Linked DNA regions of Homo sapiens: region 1 is linked to region 2. The links are chromatin contacts, found by Hi-C in ENCODE. All regions are on one chromosome and are shown on one strand. The core of a region is the stretch at or near the end of the contact, and the rest is flanking DNA. Distances in the headings are between cores, read along the strand shown.

Region 1 (6,617 bases), core at 3,381-5,880, 800 kb after region 2:
GCAGATGAAGGATTTTATCTCACATATAACTTCTCCCCTCCACTCCCTCTACCTTCCCATATGATAATACCTCAAGTTCTTGCCAATACATAGTTGGTATTTCCATTGATTGCTGTTTACTATATTTCCTTTCTTCAAAAGGGTATAAAAGGGTATGAAGGAGGAGTTTTAATTTTAAATCATGAGCACACAGAAAACATCAATATATTACAGTGATGGGATAGTGATGGCATATCTTCCAGACTCGGAAAACTATGAAATACTGTGAACCTAAATTAGCTACAATCTTACCTCTAATTGGGCTAATTTTTCCTGAATCTTACAAAACTGGTCATCATCCACCTGAACTGCTTTCCTCATCACTTCTCCCATTTCACAGATTCTGTCAATCTGACTCTCAATTTCCTGTGAAGATATTAAGGAAACAAAGGTGGAAAAATCACCTGTTCTGTAGATATAAAGAACGTAAAAGCATGTGCATTACGATTTTTAAAAGTTCATTTAATCTATGATACAGAAGTTACAATGGAGTTTCCCTACAATTTTAGTCCTCAGACATGAAGCCATAGTAAAGTGACCTTGTATTCACGGATATTTTTTTTTTTTTCTTTCAAAAAATCAATTGTGGAAGACAGTGTGGTGATTCCTCAAGGATCTAGAACTAGAAATACCATTTGACCCAGCAATCCCATTACTGGGTATATACCCAAAGGATTGTAAATCATGCTACTATAAAGACACATGCACACATGTTTATTGCGGCACTATTCACAATAGCAAAGACTTGGAACCAACCCAAATGTCCATCAATGATAGACTGGATTAAGAAAATGTGGCACATATATACCATGGAATACTATGCAGCCATAAAAAAGGATGAGTTCATGTCCTTTGTAGGGACATGGATGAAGCTGGAAACCATCATTCTGAGCAAACTATCACAAAGACAGAAAACCAAACACCGCATGTTCTCACTCATAGGTGGGAATTGAACAATGAGAACACTTGGACACAGGGTGGGGAACATCACACACCGGGGCCTGTCATAGGGTTGGGGGAGTGGGGACGGATAGCATTAGGAGGAATACCTAATGTAAAGGACGAGTTAATGGGTGCAGCACACCATCATGGCACATGTATACATATGTTAACAAACCTGCACGTTTTGCACATGTACCCTAGAACTTATTTAAAAAACAAACAAAAAAAAGGCCTCCTTAAGGGGATCCTCATTCCAGTTGTATATGTTCTATTGATACCACTACTAAGGAATACAGTTTTTTAAAATATATATAATGTTTCTTATATTTAAAACCAAGAAGTGAAGAGTAGAATGCATTTTCTGTTTTCGCTCTTTGCCCAGACATCAAGTTGATAATCATATGGTTATCTGTGATATGCATCAGCTCATAAGTAACCCTTTGGTATGTGAACATGGGGAATTTTAAAATACTGGGCTCTTCAATATGGATTTGTGTTACACTCATGTCATCATCTCATGCCTTCCAAGATTTCAAAGGATCTGATGGCTGTAATTGCAGAGAATAAATGAGTAATCTTTAGTCTATTTCAGAAATAGAAGGCCACATGATTCCCTTTCCATAAAGGACTAAGGTTTCATCCAATGCCAACTCTGGTAAGGCCTTAGTCATTTTTGTGGGTGAAATCTGATTCGATGCAAGCAATGTTATTTTCATTTCTGAAAATTATCTATGTCCAGTGCATCAATCCCCCAGTAGGTCCACACTCCAATAAAAAGATTTGAAATGGAAAAAAAAAATCAATTGTAGTTTAACTACCCATTGGATGTTGGATACTATCTCTAAGTGGCTGTTTAACTTAAATTTGAATACTTTTACTGGCAGGAAGCTTACTACATTCCAAGGTGCTTTATTCCATCTTTGGACATATCACTTAGAAAGTTTATCTATCTGAGTAAACTCTGTCTCTTTCAAGGTTCAAGTTTTTTCCTCCATACGAGAAGAAAATCTATTTTTCTCTTCCAGATGAAAGCCATTCAAATATTTAAAATATCTGTTTCCTAAAACTTTTAAGTCAGTAAAATGCATTCAATGGAATTTAAGATGAAGCTTATATTTCACTACATCTCACAGAAGTAGTAGGCTCCAACCCTATACATCTAGAATTAAATGATACAGTACACAAGAATGTACAATGACAACCATGAAGCACCTATAAACATAAGAACAATTACTGAGTCTCCCAAATTAGCAAAGAACAGAAACTATGCCATGTTTGTTTTTTTAAAAAACCATACTTCTCTCCCCTAACAACATAGTATGATACTATGTGGTTCAGTTTATAAAAGGTTTACTGACTGCCTGCTGTATGTCAGGTACTATGTTAGGAATAAAATGTGAATTCATGCGCCTTACAAGCAAGGAGCTTAAGTTAAATGTATAAGTAATAACCAACCAAGTGTTTACCAGGCAGCTTCAACACTAACTGGCATTATGTTTGGTGGGAGCGCTAAGAATTAATGAACATTTTCAAAAGAGATCTTGGTGAGGGAGGGGGAACCTTAGTCCCACTCAAATAAAAGGATCTGAGCAGCCCCTATCCTCCTTCTTTCTATTCATATCTTTACAAAGCCATGGCAAAATAAACAACAAATGTGATAAACATGAAAGGAAAATGAGCTTACTTTTCTTCAAAAACAAGCACACATGGCCAGGCGCAGTGGTTCATGCCTATAATCCCAGCACTTTGGAAGGCTAACGTGGGTGGATCGCTTGAGCCCAGGAGTTTCAGACCAGCCTGGGCAACATGGCGAAATGTCATCTCTACCAAAAAACAAACAAACAAACAAACAAACAAACAACCCCACAAAAATTAACAGGGCGTGGTGGTGTGCACCTGTAGTCCCAGCTGCTCCGGAGGCAGAGGTGAGACGATGGCTTGAGCCCAGGAGGCAGAGGTTGCAGTGAGCCGAGATCGTGCCATTACACCACGGCCTGGTCGACAAGAGCCAGACCCTATCTCACAAAGCAAAAAAACAAGCACACAATCTAAAACAATCTCAAGATTTCAATTTGGTTCATTTCGAATTTATTCAAAGTTTCTTACTGCAGAGTGAGACTGGTGAGCTTTCAGGACTGGTTCAGCATCCACCGCTTTTTTAGCAACCATTAACTGTAACATCTGTTTCCGATATTTGCTCATGATAAGTTCCAAAGCATCCTGGTGTTCCTCCAAGGAAATCCATAGCTCTGTCAAAAAATAAAAGAACTTGGCAGTGATGTCTGAGAGACAGTTCCCAAATCCAAAGTCTTAACAGTTGGAATTTTGTAACACTATATAGATAATATGAATCTAAAGTTGTAAATCAATGTTTAAGTCCGCAAAACTGAACAGTTAAAGTCTATGTGAAAGGTAACTTTCTAGGCAGAGAAGCAAAGTCTTGCAGAAACAACAATGGATGTATCATCAGAAGACATGTGTTTGAGTTCAGTTCTGTAACTTGCTTGGTTAATACTCATAAGTAAATCATTTAGCTTCTTCTGAGCCTATTTCTTAACTGCATTGTGGTAGATAAAAATGAAGATATGAGAATACAGTAGAATGATATATGTGAAACCCCTCTGGTAAACAACTATTAATACCACAATCATTAATAATGTACTAATCAAGCCTAAGAATATATACCCTTAGAATAAAATTCTGCTGCTTCACCTTGCACAAACAAGAACATAAACAAAACCTTAAATCTTACCTTCAGTGTTTATATTAATACTTAAACATTAAATTTTAAGTCCATGAGGCTATGAACTCTTTTGTTACACATCTGAGGATGCTTAAAAATAAACCATGCAATAATACCAACTCTACACAGCACCTCTTTGGTAAGCTGCTGCAATATTAGTCAGATGACCTTGAAAAGGGTAATCTAACAAACTTTATTGTTACTGGGCCAGATCAGGAGGACTCTCCTACTAAAAGTACTGACCTGGAAATATATGTACACTTTTGTAAATGTTTAGGGCAATTTTGCAATAACTTTAAACTATTACCAGATATGAAAAGGCCTGACTAACCTCTGTTTTCCTGTTGCAAGTCTCTAATCTGTGTGTTCTCTTGGGACAGCAGAATGTGAGGTTTGTATTTGGACATGTCCTTCATATCGGATGCATCCTCTTGATACTGGACAAATAGAGACAGACTAAGCATGCCTTAAAGAGAACAGCGGCAGATGCAACTGAAGAGGCAGAAGTTAGGGCTCCAGGGCAGGATTCTCAGCCCCGACCCAGGAAAATGGTCTCACCGCCGCCCTCTGAGACCGGGAATAAATTCCAGGCCGAGTTCCCACTTTACCTCGCTCTCCACCCTTCAGTGCCCAGAATCCGAGAGCACTGGACTCCTACCCTCTGCCTGACCTGGTCCGGAAGCGCTGTCCCCGCCTCCCGCATAGCTGCTACCCGCCGGTGCAGCGCCGCCGACTGATCCACCAGCGACTCGGCGGCCGCATCGTGCTCCCGTAGCCTCTCCAGCAGCGTCTTGGCGTCTGTCAGGATCTTCTCGATGGTGCAGCTCATAGCAGCAGCACCACCCCAGCCCCTGCCGGGCTCAGCTACGCGACTCGCTCAGATCTTCTGGGAGTCTGTCTCAGCATTACAGGCGTCATTTCCGGGCACGTTTACAAGGTGTCTTGGTAGGCGCAATGGGCGCCTGCGCAGTGGCAGCCTATTTTGCGGGTTGACCCGCTTTAACCTGCGGCTTCCTTGCAGTCCTTCCTTGCGCGGAGCCCCAGACCTACACTTGCCACGCCGTTGGTTTCCAGTTACCACAGCCTGGTGGTCAGGCTATGATTAGCTGGGCAGTGGGAAGGTCTCCTTTCCCTACTGGTTTTCATTGATGTGGGTTGTTCTTCAGTCACAGTTAGTTTCTTTTTATTTTCATTATTTTTTTCTTTTTTGAGACGGAATCTTGCTCTTGTCCAGGCTGGAGTGCAGTGGCGCGATCTTGGCTCATTGCAACCTCTGCCTCCAGGGTTCAAGCGATTCTCCTGCCTCAGCCTCTCGAGTAGCTGGGATTACAGGCATGCGCCACCACGCCGGCTGATTTTTCTATTTTTAGTAGAAACGGGGTTTCACATGTTGGCCAGGCCGGTTTCGAACTCCTGACCTCAAGTGATCCGCCCGCCTCGGCCTCCCAAAGTGCTGGGATTACAGGTGTGAGCCCCCGCGCCTGGCCTACTTTCATTTAATTTTTTTTAAATTGTGGCAAAATACACATAAAATTTAATATCTCAGCCATTTATAAGTGTACAGTTCAGTTGTACATTCATATTGTTATACAGCCACCATCAGCATCCATCTCTAGAACTCTTTCATCTTGCAGTACTGAAGTTCTGTACTCATTAAACAATAATTCCTCATTCTTCCTTATCCCCAGCTCCTGGCAGCCACCATTCTACTTTGTGTCTCTACAAATCTGACTATTCTGGGTACCTGACATGAGTGAAATCATACAGCATTTGTATTTATATAACTGCCTTATTTCACTTAGTGTAATGTCCACGAGTTTCATCCATATAGTAGCATATGTTAGAATTTCCTTCCTTTTTAAGGCTGAATAATATATATATACCACGTTTTGTTTATCCATTCATCCGTGGATGGACAGTTGGGTTGCTTCCACCTTTTGCTATTGTCAATAATGCTGCTATTGCAACTGGCTCACGTCTGGCTGCTTGCTGCCTAGAGGCCAAAAACATGAGAAGTGACCTGTGGTGAAAGCTTTACTAATCAAATGCTCGCAGATGGGGAATGGCTAGGCTCATGCCTTCAAAACAGCATTCCACTTTTTTTTTTTTTTTGGTCAAGGTATCCCAGAGACAGTATCAGTGTCCAAACTTTAATTTTGTCCCATATCAATGCCAGGGTGGTGTGCTACCTGCCCTGAGTCCATCATGTCCCTCCTGCGGCCAACTGACTTAGAGTCAAAAGAGTTACAGCCAATTAAACGTTCTAGGTCAGATGGGAAGGAGGTGGGCAGGCACTCATTAACCTTAAAACCCCTCTTAAGCAATGTTAAGAGGCAAAAACCAAAAGGCAAGGGTTACAAAATTGACTTATCTATAAATTCTATGCATTGAGCTGCTGTAATCTTGGCTTGTTGCAATTAGCTATACAAAATGCAAGCATTTTGTTTAGCTGTTTTGGCATCTGTGTCATCCTTGATTTGTAGGGTCTGAACTAATTTTAGCTCTCAATACTGGCCCTTACAACATTACGTTATAGTCTCTAGGCATGGCGGGATTGAAGAGTTTCAACTTTTGTAGGTAAAACAAAACAGAAAGAATTAACAACATTTCAAACACAAAGGTCATAAACCCTGCCTAGTTTTGAGAATAACAGGAAAAGAAGTTCATAGGTAGCTAAACACTTAAATTATTTAGTATCAAGGCACAGAATAAATTATATTAATTCAGATAGAGGCAGAATTGTTAAATGAATCTTAATATTTTTGAACACAAGACTGTCCCTGTGTCTCATGAAAGCAGTTTACTTTGTCGCCTTTGCCTGAGTCTAACGATGAGGCTTTGGTTAATTGCAGTTTAGTGTCAGATACTGGCAGGAGTTGATGCCTTCTTTGGA
Region 2 (6,941 bases), core at 517-3,016:
TTACAAAGTAGCTTGTATTTTCAGTATTTTCTACATAATATGGTAAAATGTAGAGCAATTGCAATGCATCAATAAAATGGGTAAATTTTCTGACTTATGTGGCTGTTTTTGACTTCTGTTATAGGATATAAAGGGGATCAATAAATGACATCTTTGAAAGTGGCTAAGCATATTGTATTTGAACATCAGTAGAGTACTAGAGACAATTTCATTCTTCACACAAATCTCCATACTGGAAATGAATAGGGTTTGGCAGGGAATACTTCCCAAGAATGCAGTGTCCAGGGTCCTTACTTCACATCATCTGGATCTGACCCTTTGAAAGAGGTAGAAGACTTCTGAGACCGGCTAATTAAGCTTTGTTTCCTCATATGTTTTGCCAGATAGCAGTAGCAGAATGAAAAGATGAGTAACCACAGGAAGCTGCTATTTTTCCCCTCCTTTCAAACTGTACTGTTAGAGTCATGGTCCTTTTTACAGAAGGAACCTCTCATCAGATTCTGTTGATTCTAAAGTGAATAGAATTTCTCCCGATAAAGAAATAGGGGTTTGTTTCGATTAATGACTGCAGGTCTCTGAGTAAATGCTCTATTTGATTTTTTTTTTCGGCCCGTGTGTCTACCTTATGGCCCAAGTCTACCTTATGGTGGCCATTAATTCATTTTGGGCTCCTGCAGCCTTAGTTGGGATATAGAAATGAGAAACACTCAGAAATACCCTTTTGGACCACAACCAAGAGAAATAACCAATAGTCTTTTCTCCCAGTGGTAAGGAAGTCAGAATACATTGATCTAGACTGCAACAACATATATATATATATCAGATTCCGCCCCCCCGCAATACATGAATGTATAGTAAATTAGTGTGAACTCACTGAACACTCCTCAGTTTTGGTGAGAGACTATATCTGGCCTCTTTCAAGCAAAGGAAAGCCATGTAAAACAGCGCTGCTGTCAGCCTTAACTTCCAGACGATCGAGTTAATTTACTAACTTCTCAGTGACCTGTTTTTTTTTTTTTTTTAATCTCAGTTATATTTTCTTCCTTGGGCTAAATCAGATATTTGCATAGCCCCCAAAGTAGTAATTGGATAGTCTTGGGGGAAATATGCATTTCAGTGGTGAAAACCCCTGTAAATTCAATATATTTGGCTTTTGTGGAAAATTTTCCTCATGGGGTGAAGTCTAAGCCTTAGTTTCTGTATTATCATGAGAGATGACACCAGCTGCTTAGCACAAGGTGGCGCCAATGAGCTTTAGAATAAGTTGGGCTTGACCACTTGGGCCATTGTTTTCCTGCTTCCTCCCTTCAAGCCTCACCTCCCCAGCTCCCAGCTTCTACTGAACAAGGCTGAAAACCCACTCTATTGCAGGGAAAGGGAAAGATTAATGAAAAATGTCAGTTTCTTAAGTCAGCACTGGTGAAACTTTCCTAAAACAGGAATGGCGTTTGCTGAGTTTTCTCTGGGGTCTCTGCTTTCTGCAGCTAGCTTCCCTGCTTGACTGCCTAGAAGGCCTCTGCTTTCGGGTTTCCATCTCTTTCCCCTCCAGAGGACCCTACAGCCTAGGCGGGAGGTGGTTAAGGCTTCTGGCTGCTGTGCAATGGGGCCATCTGTGTTTGATCAATCCTGGCGGAAAGGAGGGGGTGGGGGTTGTAAAGAGAACTGAAAGCATTCCAGAGTAGTGAGAGAGACCCAGAGATCAGGAGAGAAGGCACCGCCCCCACCCCGCCTCCAAAGCTAACCCTCGGGCTTGAGGGGAAGAGGCTGACTGTACGTTCCTTCTACTCTGGCACCACTCTCCAGGCTGCCATGGGGCCCAGCACCCCTCTCCTCATCTTGTTCCTTTTGTCATGGTCGGGACCCCTCCAAGGACAGCAGCACCACCTTGTGGAGTACATGGAACGCCGACTAGCTGCTTTAGAGGTGAGGGACCCCTTTCTCTTCTAGCCCCGCCTAGAAGGATTCCAGGGCTATTGGTTCAACCAGTTTGTTAGGGATCTGGGGATAACAAGAAAGGGCTCTGTTAGAGTCTACAGAAAATTCTCTCTTAATAAGAGGACCTTCGGAATGACAAGCCCTCCTCTTACCCCACATAGAACAATTCCAAAGCAAATCGACTTTTGCGTTTTACCTCTGGGATTAGATAGAATAAGGGGGCAGAGTGGAAACGAGAGCCAAAATTGTGGGGCTGCATCTCCAGAGAAGGTGATGATTCTGTTGAAGTTGGAGGTTCCCGGGGAATCTATAACTTCCTGTCTTTTTAACAGGTTGAGATCCGTAGCATTTTAGTGTCCGAGAGGATAATTGCTAAGGGAGCAGAGACCTCTTCACACCTTCATGCGCTTAGACCTGCCTAGAGGCTCAGATGGCTCAGTGGCACTGCTCACAGAGAACACAGGCTGGAGGACATGGAGTCGGGGTAGGGGCCTAGGTGAATCTCAGCTAGGCTCTTTGCACATTTAGCACCTCTGCACATCTGGTTTCCTTTTCTGCAGGAGTGGAAGGGGATATTGAAGCCTGGCTGAGTTTGCTCTTTTTTTCCCATTCCTGACTCCCGAGTTGGGCCTCTCCCTGCCTGGGAGTTGTAACCCTGCAGCCTCCCTCCTGATCCCCCATCCCTTCAGGAACGGCTGGCCCAGTGCCAGGACCAGAGTAGTCGGCATGCTGCTGAGCTGCGGGACTTCAAGAACAAGATGCTGCCACTGCTGGAGGTGGCAGAGAAGGAGCGGGAGGCACTCAGAACTGAGGCCGACACCATCTCCGGGAGAGTGGATCGTCTGGAGCGGGAGGTAGACTATCTGGAGACCCAGAACCCAGCTCTGCCCTGTGTAGAGTTTGATGAGAAGGTGACTGGAGGCCCTGGGACCAAAGGCAAGGGAAGAAGGAATGAGAAGTACGATATGGTGACAGGTAAATAATCTGAAAGCAGGCCCCTAACTCTTCTCAGAACCGATATTCTTCCTTCCTTGCTTCTTACTCTTTTTTTCGCTTTGTCCCAGTCCATTGTGGCTCTGTCTTCTGGAATCTGTTTTAGGGAAACCTCTGTAATGCCAGGTCTATTAAGGAGAGGTTCTGGGGATCCAGGCCGCTGTGGTACCCGCTCTTTCTCAATTCTCCCTAAGATTGGAGGCAACCACTGGGCAAATGCTCACTATTCTCCAGATCACCCACCCTGGGGGAGTTCCTGCTGGAGGCATCTAATTCTTGCCTCTATTTCCTTTTCCTGTGCTTTTCTCATCAGACTGTGGCTACACAATCTCTCAAGTGAGATCAATGAAGATTCTGAAGCGATTTGGTGGCCCAGCTGGTCTATGGACCAAGGATCCACTGGGGCAAACAGAGAAGATCTACGTGTTAGATGGGACACAGAATGACACAGCCTTTGTCTTCCCAAGGCTGCGTGACTTCACCCTTGCCATGGCTGCCCGGAAAGCTTCCCGAGTCCGGGTGCCCTTCCCCTGGGTAGGCACAGGGCAGCTGGTATATGGTGGCTTTCTTTATTTTGCTCGGAGGCCTCCTGGAAGACCTGGTGGAGGTGGTGAGATGGAGAACACTTTGCAGCTAATCAAATTCCACCTGGCAAACCGAACAGTGGTGGACAGCTCAGTATTCCCAGCAGAGGGGCTGATCCCCCCCTACGGCTTGACAGCAGACACCTACATCGACCTGGCAGCTGATGAGGAAGGTCTTTGGGCTGTCTATGCCACCCGGGAGGATGACAGGCACTTGTGTCTGGCCAAGTTAGATCCACAGACACTGGACACAGAGCAGCAGTGGGACACACCATGTCCCAGAGAGAATGCTGAGGCTGCCTTTGTCATCTGTGGGACCCTCTATGTCGTCTATAACACCCGTCCTGCCAGTCGGGCCCGCATCCAGTGCTCCTTTGATGCCAGCGGCACCCTGACCCCTGAACGGGCAGCACTCCCTTATTTTCCCCGCAGATATGGTGCCCATGCCAGCCTCCGCTATAACCCCCGAGAACGCCAGCTCTATGCCTGGGATGATGGCTACCAGATTGTCTATAAGCTGGAGATGAGGAAGAAAGAGGAGGAGGTTTGAGGAGCTAGCCTTGTTTTTTGCATCTTTCTCACTCCCATACATTTATATTATATCCCCACTAAATTTCTTGTTCCTCATTCTTCAAATGTGGGCCAGTTGTGGCTCAAATCCTCTATATTTTTAGCCAATGGCAATCAAATTCTTTCAGCTCCTTTGTTTCATACGGAACTCCAGATCCTGAGTAATCCTTTTAGAGCCCGAAGAGTCAAAACCCTCAATGTTCCCTCCTGCTCTCCTGCCCCATGTCAACAAATTTCAGGCTAAGGATGCCCCAGACCCAGGGCTCTAACCTTGTATGCGGGCAGGCCCAGGGAGCAGGCAGCAGTGTTCTTCCCCTCAGAGTGACTTGGGGAGGGAGAAATAGGAGGAGACGTCCAGCTCTGTCCTCTCTTCCTCACTCCTCCCTTCAGTGTCCTGAGGAACAGGACTTTCTCCACATTGTTTTGTATTGCAACATTTTGCATTAAAAGGAAAATCCACTGCTCCTCTCCTGTGTTTGTTTGGGGTAGCCCTCAGATCAAACTTCCCCCTGACCATCCAGTTTCTCCCTCCCAACCCATCCCCACTCCTTGAGCCATATTAAAGACTTGGGCGGGGCTCCCTTTGCTGAGGAAGAGTTTACTGTGAGGCGCCTGGGGGAGGTGGCAGAATCCCGCCACTTTAGGAGGCTGGACGAAAGGCCTCCTTCCACACCCACCGCCATCCACAGCAGCCAATCCACAGCAGCCATCCTAGAACCTCAGTGGCACCGTGCCTCTGGCTGTGAGACACTGGGGCCCAGGGCAGAGATTCCAGTTCCGATTCTCAGAGGATTTTGAACTACAAAATGCATGTTAGTTGCATTGCATTCTAGTGTGGAAACCAGAGCCCTGAATGCCTGTGTTTTTAGTAAGAACTGAAGTCTCCCCTCTAAAGTGGACTCTGCCCCGCACCCCAGACCTCCACTCCCACCTCCAGCGTTGTGCTCCTGCAGGGCCAGGTTGCACAATCATTCTTGGTCTGGACCGCTCTGATTTTCCTGCTGCCACGGCGTCTGCGGTTTGTGCAGGGAGGAGGGGCAGTGACCGTGTCCCAGATGTTGGCCTTACACGGTCTGCAGCCTATTCTTGCTTTCCTTTTCTCCACTCTCATCACCCTCACCTACCCACTCCAGCCCTGAACCTGGCTGAAGCCCGTCAGGACTTCTGGAAACTTAACCCTCTCTGGCCCATACCCTGGCCTCTGGCGTTGGATTGCAGAGCGTAATGTGGGGAAGAGGGAAGGGAGAAGGGAGAGGAGGAGGAAGGCTCCAGGCTTTGGACTCCAGTCTCCAGGAATCTGCTGATTTCTGCACCAGGCCCCCACCCCAGCCTCACCCTCACTGCTGCATGCTCAGCTCGCAGGGGCAAGGCTGGCTGATGGGCAGGATCCACTGCTTTCATGAGGAGTCCACCTCAGGCATGCCTGGGGGTCCTCTTGGTTATTTGCTCTAGCCAAGTGCGGGAAGGGGGCACAGCCTTCTCCCCAAAGCACAGCCCTCCTTCCCGCCCCAGGTGGGGTGGCTCAGTCAGGGCCCTGTGAGCCTCCCTTTATCTTCTTTTCTTTTCTCCTCAGGCAGAGCTGCTCCAGACGTAGGTTGATGAGGATGGGGAAAGAAAGACAGTGAAGCACCTCAGAAAGGCGCTATTATAGGGAGACCGGGGCGGGCAGGGGCTCTCTCCCATTGAATTCTCTCCTAATGTGGGGCTGGCAACAGTAATCACCACCTGTCAGCCCACGGAAGGGTCTGCCCACAGAACAGCTGGCTGCGGCACACGTGGTGCACAGGGAGGGGTTGAGGGGGAAGGGCATTCTGAGCACAGGCCTGGAGAATGGGGTCTGGGCCACACGGCTGGCAGAGCAGTGTGGGGACTGTGGGTGCCCCATGTGGAAGGGGAGCTTGTCTGCTCCCTAGCGTGACTGTGTGTGTGTGTGTGTGTGTGTGTGTTGGGGGTGGGAGGTGCCTGTGTGTGGCAGAGGTGCTTGTCTGCTCCCTAGTGTGACTGCGTATGTGTACGTGTATGTGTATATGTGCCTGCATGTGGCAGGGGAGCTTGTCTGCTAGCTTGTGTGGCTGTATGAGTGTGTGATAGGAGGCTGTAGGGTCAGGCCGTGTCTCTGGAGTTACCTTGTTAGAGCACCAAACACCAGGAGCGGCTCTGATGCCCTTGATGAGAGCATAACCTGAGACTCCGTGTGTATAAGTGACGTCAAGGAATATGTATTTGAAGTACATTCTTAACGCCTTATTACTTCCATGAAAATCAGGTAACCAGGTTCTTCCGCGTTGCATGTGTGTGCTTGTCTTTGTGGCATCTATCTTTGCCTGATTCCTCCTCCATGAGAAAGAAAAAAAGCATATCTTTTTTTGGCTTACAATTTCTGTGGAAAAGTTCATTCAGGCTTTTCTGAAAGGGCAGAAATCTCTGGGGCCTTGTCGTTTATTACTTTTCTCTTCCTTCTTTTTGGCTCCTGTGCAACAGCTAGTGCTATTTTGGAAGCATTATGGAAGGTGAGTAGAACTGTGTGGGCAGATCCAGTGAACTGTCCAAATTCATTAAACTAAATTATCTGCTGCTCCAGGAGACAGCACCGGTAGCTAAATCCTATCATCCACAAGTAGCCTCAGACCCCCATCAGACCCTCCACAACCCATCACTTGGCAGAAATAGGTTATGACCTCTGATTTTGTTGAACAAAAGACAGTGGAAGGCAAAGGGCCTAGTAGAGGAGAGAGGGGTTAAAAGCCCAAAGAGAAGTCCCACATATGCCCCAGTGCCTAGCCATTGGGTGGTACAGTAAACACCCAAGGATGGGGATGTGGGAAGGGCACCAAGAACCAGGAGGGGCTGCTGTGGTGG

The links. A loop is a pair of places that touch in the nucleus more often than their neighbours do. Pooled maps may share reads with other maps.
Region 1: a pooled map shows a loop between it and region 2 (2.5-fold over the local background). The contact joins the promoter of SIKE1 here to the promoter of OLFML3 in region 2. A Hi-C loop is called at or near these places in 4 of 50 pooled maps.

The regions. Positions count from the first base shown.
Region 1 is chr1:114,776,055-114,782,671 of GRCh38, forward strand. SIKE1 (suppressor of IKBKE 1) reads right to left here and starts at 4,631. Exons shown (of 5, transcript NM_025073.3): 1 at 4,395-4,631; 2 at 4,056-4,161; 3 at 3,088-3,230; 4 at 292-405. The coding sequence starts at 4,553. RefSeq lists enhancers at 3,817-4,383, 4,384-4,949, 4,414-4,653, 4,894-5,013.
Region 2 is chr1:113,977,708-113,984,648 of GRCh38, forward strand. It overlaps OLFML3 (olfactomedin like 3), which reads left to right and starts at 1,767. Exons shown (of 3, transcript NM_020190.5): 1 at 1,767-1,923; 2 at 2,625-2,910; 3 at 3,242-4,546. The coding sequence starts at 1,810. The coding sequence ends at 4,062. It overlaps HIPK1 (homeodomain interacting protein kinase 1), which reads left to right. Exons shown (of 16, transcript NM_198268.3): 16 at 1-162. RefSeq lists enhancers at 1,011-1,844, 3,512-4,344, 5,600-6,563.